Regions from separate parts of the Homo sapiens genome. Here region 1 is linked to region 2. The links are chromatin loops, found by intact Hi-C in ENCODE. Cell type or tissue: mammary epithelial cell. All regions are shown on one strand. Each heading gives the region's core, and the rest is flanking DNA. Links, peaks and the distances in the headings are about the cores only. Region 1 overlaps EYA2 (EYA transcriptional coactivator and phosphatase 2). Region 2 overlaps EYA2 (EYA transcriptional coactivator and phosphatase 2).

What was found. A loop is a pair of places that touch in the nucleus more often than their neighbours do. Peaks named below come from ENCODE experiments on the same cell type or tissue, not always from the same donor. Only the 100,000 strongest peaks of a DNase experiment are listed, where the experiment ranks them.
Region 1: a loop joins it to region 2, with 2.6 times the contacts of the local background. A loop is called at or near these places in 1 of 110 quality-filtered maps.

What each region holds. Positions count from the first base shown.
Region 1 is chr20:47,148,498-47,153,877 of GRCh38, forward strand. The region is part of intron 10 of EYA2 (EYA transcriptional coactivator and phosphatase 2); the gene reads left to right. Among named protein-coding and RNA genes, the nearest start is that of MIR3616, 16 kb to the right of the region's middle. In mammary epithelial cell, for the core only: a CTCF peak has its summit at 2,315; a DNase peak (open chromatin) is centred at 2,334.
Region 2 is chr20:46,969,301-46,974,680 of GRCh38, forward strand. The region is part of intron 1 of EYA2 (EYA transcriptional coactivator and phosphatase 2); the gene reads left to right. Among named protein-coding and RNA genes, the nearest start is that of EYA2-AS1, 70 kb to the left of the region's middle. In mammary epithelial cell, for the core only: no CTCF peak of the experiment used is centred there; a DNase peak (open chromatin) is centred at 2,131.

The DNA.
Region 1 (5,380 bases), core at 149-5,148, 180 kb after region 2:
CCGACCCCTGATTTTACAATCATTTTATAAAAGTATAGGCAACAGAAATATGACAAAGATGATGACAGTCATGAGCAGACCAGGCCTGGGTCCCAGCCAACTGCTGCAGCTTGGGCATAAATATCGACACTCCCTCCCCTGCTCCCTGCCACTTTGCCTTTGTGCAAGAGCTGCTGATTTTGCAGCTCTTACTTTGCAGGGCAGGTGAACCCTCCTCTGAAATGTCACCTGGGTCATGGGTAAGGGTGGATGTTGGGTTAAAATTCAAGCACCTGCTCAAGATCTGTCAAAACTGTCCTCCAGCCCCACTCTACTGCACTCACTCTGAAAGCTGTTCATGGGAAGCCCCCAAGCCCTACTTCACAGGGATGTGCCACTGTCGAGTCAGAGCTGGACCTAGGTCTGCGGCCTCTGTCCCAGCCAAGCAGGGACCCCTTAGGTTTTGACTTCTGGGCTCGGATGCAGCCAGGAGGAGATACTGTTCAGCCCTGCCCTGTGAGAAGAAGAGATTGGGGAGGCCTGGCAGCCGAGACTGTGCTACTGCACTCCAGCCTGGGCGATAGAGGGAGACTCCATCTCCAAAAAACAAAAAAAAAAAACAAGTATTATTTATGTTTTGAGATGTCACAACTTTAATTTAAAATACATTTAAAACCTAGATTTATGTTGAATGGCTGAAATTTTATAGGCAGTGTGATTAAAGATGATTCCAAATTTCAGCAAGGGGACATTTAGTTCGGGCATGAAAAAGAAGTTAACAAGCAAAGGTACCTATAAACAAAGGCATCATAAATAGATATAAAGCCAGAAGAAAAGGGATCTAAAGTAGACAGAGAAGATAGGCTGACTCTCCAGTTGCAGATTTTCATTATCAGCTCATCACACCACCGAAACTCTCTGGTGATTTGCTATCCACATCCATGGCGTTTGGTGGCCCTAAAGATTGTAACGGCCCCCATCCTCTTGGTTAAAATGGCAGGTGTGTTGACAAGAACTGTCTTAGGTACCCCCTGCCTGCTGGGCATCACATTCTTCTTGGTATATATTAAAAGAACACAAGTTTGGGCCAGGCACGATGGCTCATGCCTGTAATCCCAGCACTTTGGGAGGCTGAGACAGTGGATCATTTGCGGTCAGGAGTTCAAGACCAGCCTCGCCAACATGGCAAAACCCCATCTCTACTAAAAATACAAAAAAAAAAAAAAAAAAAAAAATTAGCCAAGCAGGGTGGCGTGCACCTGTAATCTCAGTTACTTGGGAGGCTGAGGCAGCAGAAACCAGGAGGCGGAGGTTGCAGTGAGCCGAGATCACACCACTGCAGTCCAGACTGGGCAACAGAGCAAGACTTCATCTCAAAATAAGTAAATAAATACATACATACACACATACACACACGCAAGATTTGCAGGCAAGATGCAGCAGGACTGAGGAGGGGGCCTTCCTTGCTCTCCCTTGCCTTAGCAGGCAATCTGTCAATGTCAGGGTGTCCTCTGGAAGCCAGGAGGTGTGCCTGAGTGAGGTGCTGTCCCTGAAGAAGATGTCCAGGGGCTGGCATGGTGAGGGCAGTAGTAAGAGGGAGGCAAAGAGTTTGGCCCCAGGAGGGTGGAATTAATGCATCTGGCCAGGGAGTCAATGGTCGCACAGCAGTGGCTGAGGTTGGAGGCACCTGGCGTCATCCTGCCTCACCTGAGTTTCTGCTGCATTCTCTGGTCCTGGCCCCTGTCCGCTTCTCTTCACTCCCCTTGCCATTACCTCTGTGGTCTAAGTCACCATCATCTTTCTCTTGGACGTCATCACGGCCTTCTCACTGTCCCCCTGCTGTCTATGAATTAGGATACAAGCTCATCAAAATAAAGAGGCTTAAGTACAACACAGATCTGTTTCTCTCTCATGAGGAAATCTGAAATGTGAACAGTCTAGGGCCAGAAAGGCAGCTCTTCCATGCCAGAAGCCCAGGCACAGCGGCTTCCTTTTCCCCCACCCCCCGAAAGACAGGGTCTTACTCTGTCACCCAAGCTGGAGTGCAGTGGCATGGTCATGGCTCACTGCAGCCTCGACCTCCTGGGCTCAAGCCATCCTCCCACCTCAGCCTCCTGAGTAGCTGGGACTATAGGCAGGCGTCACCATGCTCCGCTAATATTTTTATTTTCTGTAGAGATGGAGTCTCCTATGCTACCCAGGCTGGTCTCAAATTCGTAGTCTCAAGGAATCCTCCTGCCTTGGGCTCTCAAACTGCTGGGATTACAGGCATGAGCCACCTATTCCAGGCACATTCCAGGCAGCAGGGAAAAGGAGGCAGAGACAGAGAAGGGCACCACCCAGCGGTTGCAGTTCTCTCTTCTGCTCACACCCCATTGGCCTTAACATAGTCACTTGGCCACACCTTCCAAGGCAAGGGAGCCTGGGAAATGTAGTCTTTATTCTGGACAGTCACGTGCCAATAAAAACTGCTACTAATAAAGGGGGAAGTGAATTGGGTATTGAGGGTCAGCTGGCAGTCTCATCCTGACACCTTTCCTCGGTTTTCATCACAGTAGCCAGAGAGGTGAAAAGGAAAGCTGAACATGTCACCTGCTTAAAACTCTTCAGTAGGCTGGGCACAGTTGTTTGCGCCTGTAATCCCAGCACTTTGGAAGGTCGAAGCAGGTGTATCACTTGAGGTCAGGAGTTCATGACCAGCCTGGCCAACATGGCAAAAGCCTGTCTCTACTAAAAATACAAAAACTAGCAGGTCATCGTGGTGGGCACCTGTAATCCCAGCTACTCGGTAGGCTGAGGCAGGAGAATCGCTTGAAACCAGGAGGCAGAGGTTGCAGTGAGGCAAGATCACACCTCTGCACTCCAGCCTGGGCAACAGAGCGAGACTCCATCTCAAAAAAAAAAAGCTCTTCAGTGAGCTATTATGGACTGACCCCACCTGCCTCTCCAGACTCTTTTTCTCCTACTCTTTTCATCATTTGCTCCACTCCAGATCCAATGGTCTTTTTTTAATTCCTTGAACATCCATGCTCCCCACTACCTTAAGATTCTGCCCACGCCATGCCCTCTGTATGGAACACGCTTCCCCACCATTCTCCCCTCCTCTTGTTCTCAAGGTCCAAGGCCTCGCCAGTTCCTATGCACCTCTTAAATCTCTGAACCAGTTCCATGTCCTTAGGGAAGTCTTACCCGATTCCCCTCAAAAGGTTAGATTCTGCCATCATATGCTCCCAGGACGCCTCATACTTATGCGGTACATTTTGTACTCTTTGTAACCATTTCATAATTATTTAAAGTAATTGATGTGAATTCTGTGTTCCCCACCAGCTGTGTATTCCAGGAGGGCAGAGAACATGTCCACTGTGTTCACTGCTATAACTGGCACATAGTAGGTGATCAGTAAATCGTTGTTTCTTGACGGTTGATGATCTTGCCCTACGACCCCATCCATGGTAACAACTGCCTTCTGGAATTTCTAACTTTCAGGAAACTGACTTTGTTTATGTGCCTTTGACTTTATTAGAAATTAAGTAGGTTAACGTCGTCCATACAAAACAGGATGTATTTCTCTTATCTGCAGAACTCTAGAGGTTAGCAATCCAGGGACCTCTTCTCGACGAAGAGCTCAGATTCCTGCCAGCACTTAATTCTCACCTCCTATTTTACAGACCTCAATTTCCATTTACTGCATTTTCTTCTCCTCAAATCCTGGTTTCTGGTTCTGCAACCTCAGCCGGGTGCCTGGACTCTGACCCATTCTCCTCATTTGCTAGATCCTCTAGTCTGGCATGTTTGCCCTGGATTATTCCTCCACGCTGTACACATACCTCCTACCACCTGTATTGTGAATTACCAGCCCTGCTCCTTAGCAGTGTCATTTGTGTGTTGGGAGGACAGGGGAGTGTACCTTTTTTTTTTTTTTTCTCAAAGAGTGGGCATTCTGAATGTTCTCATTCACATTAGTGTCAGTGTGTTTAACTAGACCAGCATTCCCACCTGAGGGCAGCCCCATCCCTTGGATGGATAGGGGGGCGCATTAGAAACTAGGGGTGGGGCCAGGCATGGTGGCTCACGCCAGTAATCCCAGCACTTTGGGAGGCTGAGGTGGCAGATCACTTGAGGTCAGGGCTTCGAGACCAGCCTGGCCAACATGGTGAAACCCCGTCTCTACTAATAATACAAAAATTAGATGGGTGTGGCAGCGGGTGCCTGTAATCCCAGCTACTCAGGAGGCTGAGGCACGAGAATCACTCGAACCCAGGAGGCAATGGTCGCGGTGAGCCGAGATCGCGCCACTGCACTTCAGCCTGGGTGATGGAGCAAGACTCAGTCTCAAAAAAAAAAAAAGAAAGAAAAGAAAAAAAGAAACTGGGGGTGGGTGGGAGGCAGAGATTGCATTGAGCCAAAATCACACCACTTCACTCCAGCCTGGGTGACACAGTTGAGACTCTGTCTCAAAAGAAAAAAAAAAGAAAGAAACTGGGGGTTGGGGTAGTTGGTTGTCACATGAAGGGAAAGCACTGTTTGCTTTTAGAGGCCGGGCCAGCAATACCACTCAACCCAATATGTTGGACAGTCTTGTACAAAGTGGAATTGTCCCACCCAAATGCCCACCACACTGAGTCCCTGAGAGATGTCAGTCAGCTGAGCAGTATTTATGGATGCCTTGTGCACAGCATGATCCAGGTTTCATGTGGTTTGCTCTTAATTAAAATACAAAACAAAACAAAACAAAAAACCACTTTGTTAAATGTATGGCTTTTTCTTACTCGTGTTTTAGGGGAAAAATGACCAGTACATCAAACCAGTGATGTCATAGGTAATGATGCCCAGGATGAAGCGTAGGTTTGTGAAAGAGCATCAGTGTAAAGATAAATGAGGAGGCCAAGCGCAGTGGCTCATGCCTGTAATCCTAGCACTTTTGGAGGCTGAGGCGGGAGGATCACTTGAGCACAGGAGTTTGAGACCAGCCTGGGCAACATGACAAAACCCCATATCTTCAAAAAATACAAAAAAAAACAAAACAAAATTAGCCGGGCATGGTGATGAGTGCCTATAGTCCCAGCTACTTGGGAGGCTGAGGTAGAGGATCAATTGAGCCTGGGAGGTTGAAGCTGCAGTGAGCTAGCTGTGATCACACCATTGCACTTCAGCCTGGGTGACAGAGCAAGAATATCTCAGAAAAAAAAAAGACTGAGAAGTTAGTGAAAGTGGGGACTCCTCTATGGCTAAATCCGTGAAGGTGCGACATGAAGGAGCATGGCTGTATCCGGGTGAGTGCCATCCACTAAGAGGCCTGGCACCGTGGAAGGAATGGGATACTATTTGGGATCAGAGGACCTAAGTTCCAATTCTGACCTTGATTCTTCTGAGCTCTAAGACCTTGAAGGAGGTATTTAAC
Region 2 (5,380 bases), core at 110-5,109:
TCCGCCTCCTGGGCTCAAGCCATCCTCCTGCCTCAGCCTCCCAAAGTGCTGGGATTACAGGCATGAGCCACCGTGCCCGGCCGATTGCCAGGAATTAAATCAGTGCTGGCACATAGTAGGTTCTCTGTAGTATTTGTTGACTGAATAAGTGACTTAAATCCCTTTGATTAGCTATATAACTTTTTTATAGATTTCTCTTGTTTCTTTCATTCTTCCCTGCCTTCCTCTGTCTTTGTTTCTCCTCTTTTGTTTTTGTTTGTTTACTTATGTGTCTTGTTGTTGTTGTTTTTTATTTGTTTTTACTATGGCTTTGGTTTCACTACCCAAGAAATCCCAGACTTCAGCACTGGAAGCTAAAGCTGAACTAAGCTAACTCAGGAGCCTCAAATCTATTTTAGGAGTTAATTCCCTTGGCTTGGTTCAGCCCCACAATGCACTCTTTGGGGGTTCATTTAATTTTTCTTAGCAGGTTCTGGCTGGATGTTAAACCTGGGCAAGGGAATGTGCTTCAGGCTGTTGAGTTTAGGCTTTACTTAGAATCTGAAGTCCCTCCACCATTTGTGTACAAACATCATTATAATATAATTTACTATTAAATGTAAGGGGGTGAAGGGGCATGCAGAGGTCACACATGTTCCCTGAAACATAATCCTATAATTAAAAGTGTGCTAGACCATAAAACTTACGATGTTCCCATCTCTAAGGCTACTTTTATAAAATGCATCTCATGTTCTTCCGTCGGATCTTCTGACCTGAGGCATAATATTAAAACATAGATCAACTCAAAGGGTCTTTGATTTATATGGTACATTTGCAGACACCGACTGCAGTTCTTGGTGAAGAATCAGTTCTCAGATTGCCATAGTTAAGCGCGACTGAAGCGCGGTGAAAGTACTTCCTAAAATCCAGAGCGAATGTGAATTCATCTTTTTCTCAAATAGCCACCATTTTGAAAATTTCTCTGTTTCCATTTCACTACTGTCCTCTGCTATAGAAATTAGGGTTTTCTGCTTGTTTAAGTGTATATAAAAATAGAGGAGAGGTTCTCAACCAGGGTTGATGTTGACCCCAGGGGACATTTTGCAATGTTTGGAGACATTTTTAGTTGTTACAACTCGGGGAGAGGGCAGCTACTGGTAACTGGTGAGGACAGGGGCCAGAGATGCTGCTAAACAGCCTGCAATTCCCTGTACAACAAAGAATCACCCAGCCCAAAAACCTCAATAGTGCCAAGGCTGAGAATTTCTGAGATAGAGAGACGTTCGTTTCATCATTGATTAAAATAGGGTAAAAAAACCCAAACTGTGAATAACCTGGATGTACATTGGTGGGGGGATGGTTAAATAATAAACTCTGCTACATTATTTCAGTGGAATACTATGCAGACATTGAAGAAGAAGCAGGCGGCTCCATGTGTACTGATGTCGAAAACTGTCCAGGATGTATTTTTAAATGGAAATAAAAACAAACACAACAGAGTTTTTGTTAAACCATTATGTTTTTGGTGATATTAAGGAATTTTGTGCCTTAATGTTAAGGAATATTGTGGCTATGTTTTCAAAAAAAGGGTCTTTTTTTAGAGAGAGACTTACACGGAAATATTGACAAATGAAATGATATTATGGGGTTTGCTTCAAAATACTATGACGGGGGAAATAGATGGAGTGGAAATGGGGCAGGACTGGCCATGAGTGCTGGGGCTGTGTGATGAGTTTAGGAAAGCTCATTAGATGAGTCTGAGTATTTTTGCAGTGTTTTTGAAATTCTCCATAAAGTTGCTACACACACACACACACACACACACACATGCACACACACGTAAATGCACTGAAGAAGATCTGGTGGGAGATAAGAGATGGTGAGTAGATAGAAAAATACAGACAGATGTAGATTTGGCTCTGTGTAACAAAGAGCTTAAATAACAGTGGCATAAATAACCTAGGAGTTTATTTCTCTCTCATCTAAGAGTCTGAGCAGCAGCTCTGCTCTGCAAAGTCATCAGCAGCCCAGATTCCTTTCAACTTGTTTCCTCATCCTTAAGGTGCTGCTCTTTTCCTCATTGTCCAAGATGGCACTCCATCACATGACGTTCTATCCAATAGGAATGGGAAAAAGAGGAAGGTCCACCCCATTCCTTTAAGGACCTAACCTACATGTTACTTGCATCACTTTTGATTCCACCCTAGTGACTGCGCTTAGTCACATGACCACAGCCTAACTGCAAGGGAACCTGGGAAATGTAGTCTTTATTCTGGGTAGCTGAGTGCCCTGCTAAGAATCAGTTGTTTGTAGAAGAGAGAAGAGAAAGAATATTGGGGATCACCTAACAATCTCTACCACGGTGTACTCAAACTGTGAATGATAATTAGCACAGATCAGTGGGACTATGGGGAACTTATCTTTTCACATTATATGTTGCTCTGACTGTTTTACCATTAGCATGTGTATTTTCTCTTTTGTAAAGAGAATTAAATATAAAAAATGTTCTGATAAGTGGTGCATGCATGATCCTTGTATGTAACACTGTGAGGCTGTAGTGTCATTTTTCAATATTCATTTCGCTGGTACTCATTGCCTGACTGTTTAGTGCTGATTACAATTACTTTATTAGATGCTAAGGACACAGGAGTGACAAGACAGACAAAGCCCCCAGCCTCTGACAGTGAACAGAGAAATATGCAGTATATTTTAAGATAGTGATCAGAATTAAGAAGGCAAATAAAACACAATCATGGGATAGGAAGCAGGGGGTGATTAGGGGGATGTAGGAAGAGTTTAACAATATGATCAAGAAAGGAATCTCTGAGGAGGTGACGTTTGAGAAAACACCACAGGTGGAAGAGGATTTGTTGCAGAAGGAACAGCAAGTGCAAAACCTATAAAGTGGGAACCAACACACTAGGTTTAAATAACAGCAAAAAGGATAATGTCCCTGCAGGAGAAGCTATAAGAACAGAACTTCCAGAAGGTGCGATTAGAGGGTGGGAAGGGTTTTGGATTAAGTGTTATATTAGGTCATTTGGGTATTAATTACTCCAAGTCATTATGACCAAAAGGTAGTTTTCCTAATTATTTGCAATCATTTTCAAAATAATTAGGAAACATGGAATGTGGAAAAACACTCCATTGGCACAGTGTCATGTGGTGAAATGAGATCTGCACCTTGTTCCGGCTCTGCCTGTCATTAGCTGTGGGACCTGAGGAAACTTACTTGATTTCTTGGCCTCCCAGTTTCTTCACTTTTAAGGATGGAGAAGAGCACTTACTCTGTATCCTATTCTGCTCTCAGAACTACACAAGTAGTAAGTCATTTTATCCCCACAGCAGCCCCAGGAGGTGGGGACCCTTTTTATCCCCACCTGGCAAGTGAGAAAGTTGAAGCAGAGAAGTCAAGGAAGATCCCACACCATTAGCAAGTGGCAGAGCCAGGATTTGAACTCAGGCACCTGGGCACCTGAGGTAGCTGCTTAGTCACCACTGTACCAGGTTCCTGCCGGCTCTGCCTACCTCACAGTCTGGTTGGGAGTGTGCAATGAGGAAAGAATTTTGACAGCAACTTTCAAGAATGTCAATGCTGAACAAATGTATTAACATTATTGGAATATTCTGGAATATCTCTCTTCTTTCCAAATAAATATTTTAAAGTTTCTAAACTCCTAATGAAAGAATTGATTCAGGCCACAAACATTAGTGGATGAAACCATCAGATCGGAGGTTAATGGGGAACTTTATAATGGAGGAAGCAGGTGGTGCTACCTGAACACAAGGGCCCTCGTGGTGTCACTAGGAGGGACACACCTGGGACTCCTGATGAGATGCAATGGTGAGAGCCCAGCACAAATTCCAGAGCATTGCTGCCCTCCCCCAAATTACTCTGAACCTAATCACATTTCAAGCTAATTTATGGGAAATACAATGAAAAGAGAAATGCATTAACAACACCGTGAACAGGCAGACAGACAAATACAGAACGTGAGATATTCTACAACACAACTAACCTAGTTTCTCCAACACATCAAGAGTCTGTATAAAAAGGAGGGGGAGGCTATTCTAGATTAAATAAATGTAGGCGATACAATAAGCAAATCTACTGTGCAGACTTCGTTTAGATTCCGTATCTTACAATCCACCCTTACAAAGGCATGTTGAGACAATTGGGGAAGATTGAATGTGGACTGTGTTCACGATGACACAAGGAGTGAGTGTGAATTTTGTTAGATGTGATAATAGAAAATCTCCATAGTTTTAAATGAGGTGTGGTGGAGAGAAGAGACTTCAAGTTTGAATTTGTTTTAAACACTTCAGCAAAGAGAAAAGTAAACAAACCAAAATTCTGAGAAGAGACACATTTGGAAAAACCGTGAACATTGTTGAGTCTAAGTAATGGGTGCACAGAAGTTCATTCCACTATTCTGTCTGCTTTTGTATATGTTGGAAATTTTTCATTAAAAAAACTTCTAGCCCCACTATGAAGCCGTCTGACCAAAAGAGAAGGAGGAAAAAAAAAAAACCCTCATCGTATGAAATTGCATAAAATTCAGCCAACCTCAAAACAAGAATAAAAACATTTTTAAAAAAACTCATGAATCGCTGCATGGCTCTTTCAATTTCGGGGTAATGATGTAATTAGAGGAGCTCAGTCATTAGAAAAGATTAATTTTAAGACATCTGCTGCTGTCAGTGGCAGATGGCAGAAGAGTGGAACATTGAAAGCACGGGGCTCTCAATCCATCTCTGCTACTTACCGTTGATTTTAGGCAAATGTCTTCAATTTCTGTCCTCACTTTCCTTATCAGTAAAATGGGATTAAAGTTCTATAGGGGCTATTGGGAAGATTAAGGGGACTCAAATATGAAAGGCACTTAAAACAATGTCTGGCTCATAGACAGTGCTTAGTCTACGTGAACTACTATTATTTTCACTTTCATGGTGGTCAGAGCTTCATGGGGGCACAAATAATTTGGACCAAGTGAAGATATTCTCATATTTGGTTTCCAATATTCAGTTTCTCTTACCCATTTTCCAACATTTCTCTCCTGCCTGTTTCTCTTCCCCCAGTAAAAATGCCCTTGCTCTGTAGACTCAGAACAAAGCTCACCACAGTTTTAGTGGTCTCACTTGGGTCCAGGTCATTGCAATGGGCTATGGTTGGGATGAAGGAAAGGAAGAGGTAAACAGTGAAGGGTAATGTTGCTGGTGTGGTATCTGAAAGCAAAATGCCTCTGCAACCTGAGGATTCTCTTTCCTCCCTGGATCTCTTGCCTGCCTCTTGGTAGGATACCAGGACTCCAGGATTCCAGGACTCCCCCAGTGGCCTCAAGCACTTCGTGTTGTCCAGCCATCCTTGGCAGGAAGGACTCTTCCCTTACAGGAAGAGTCC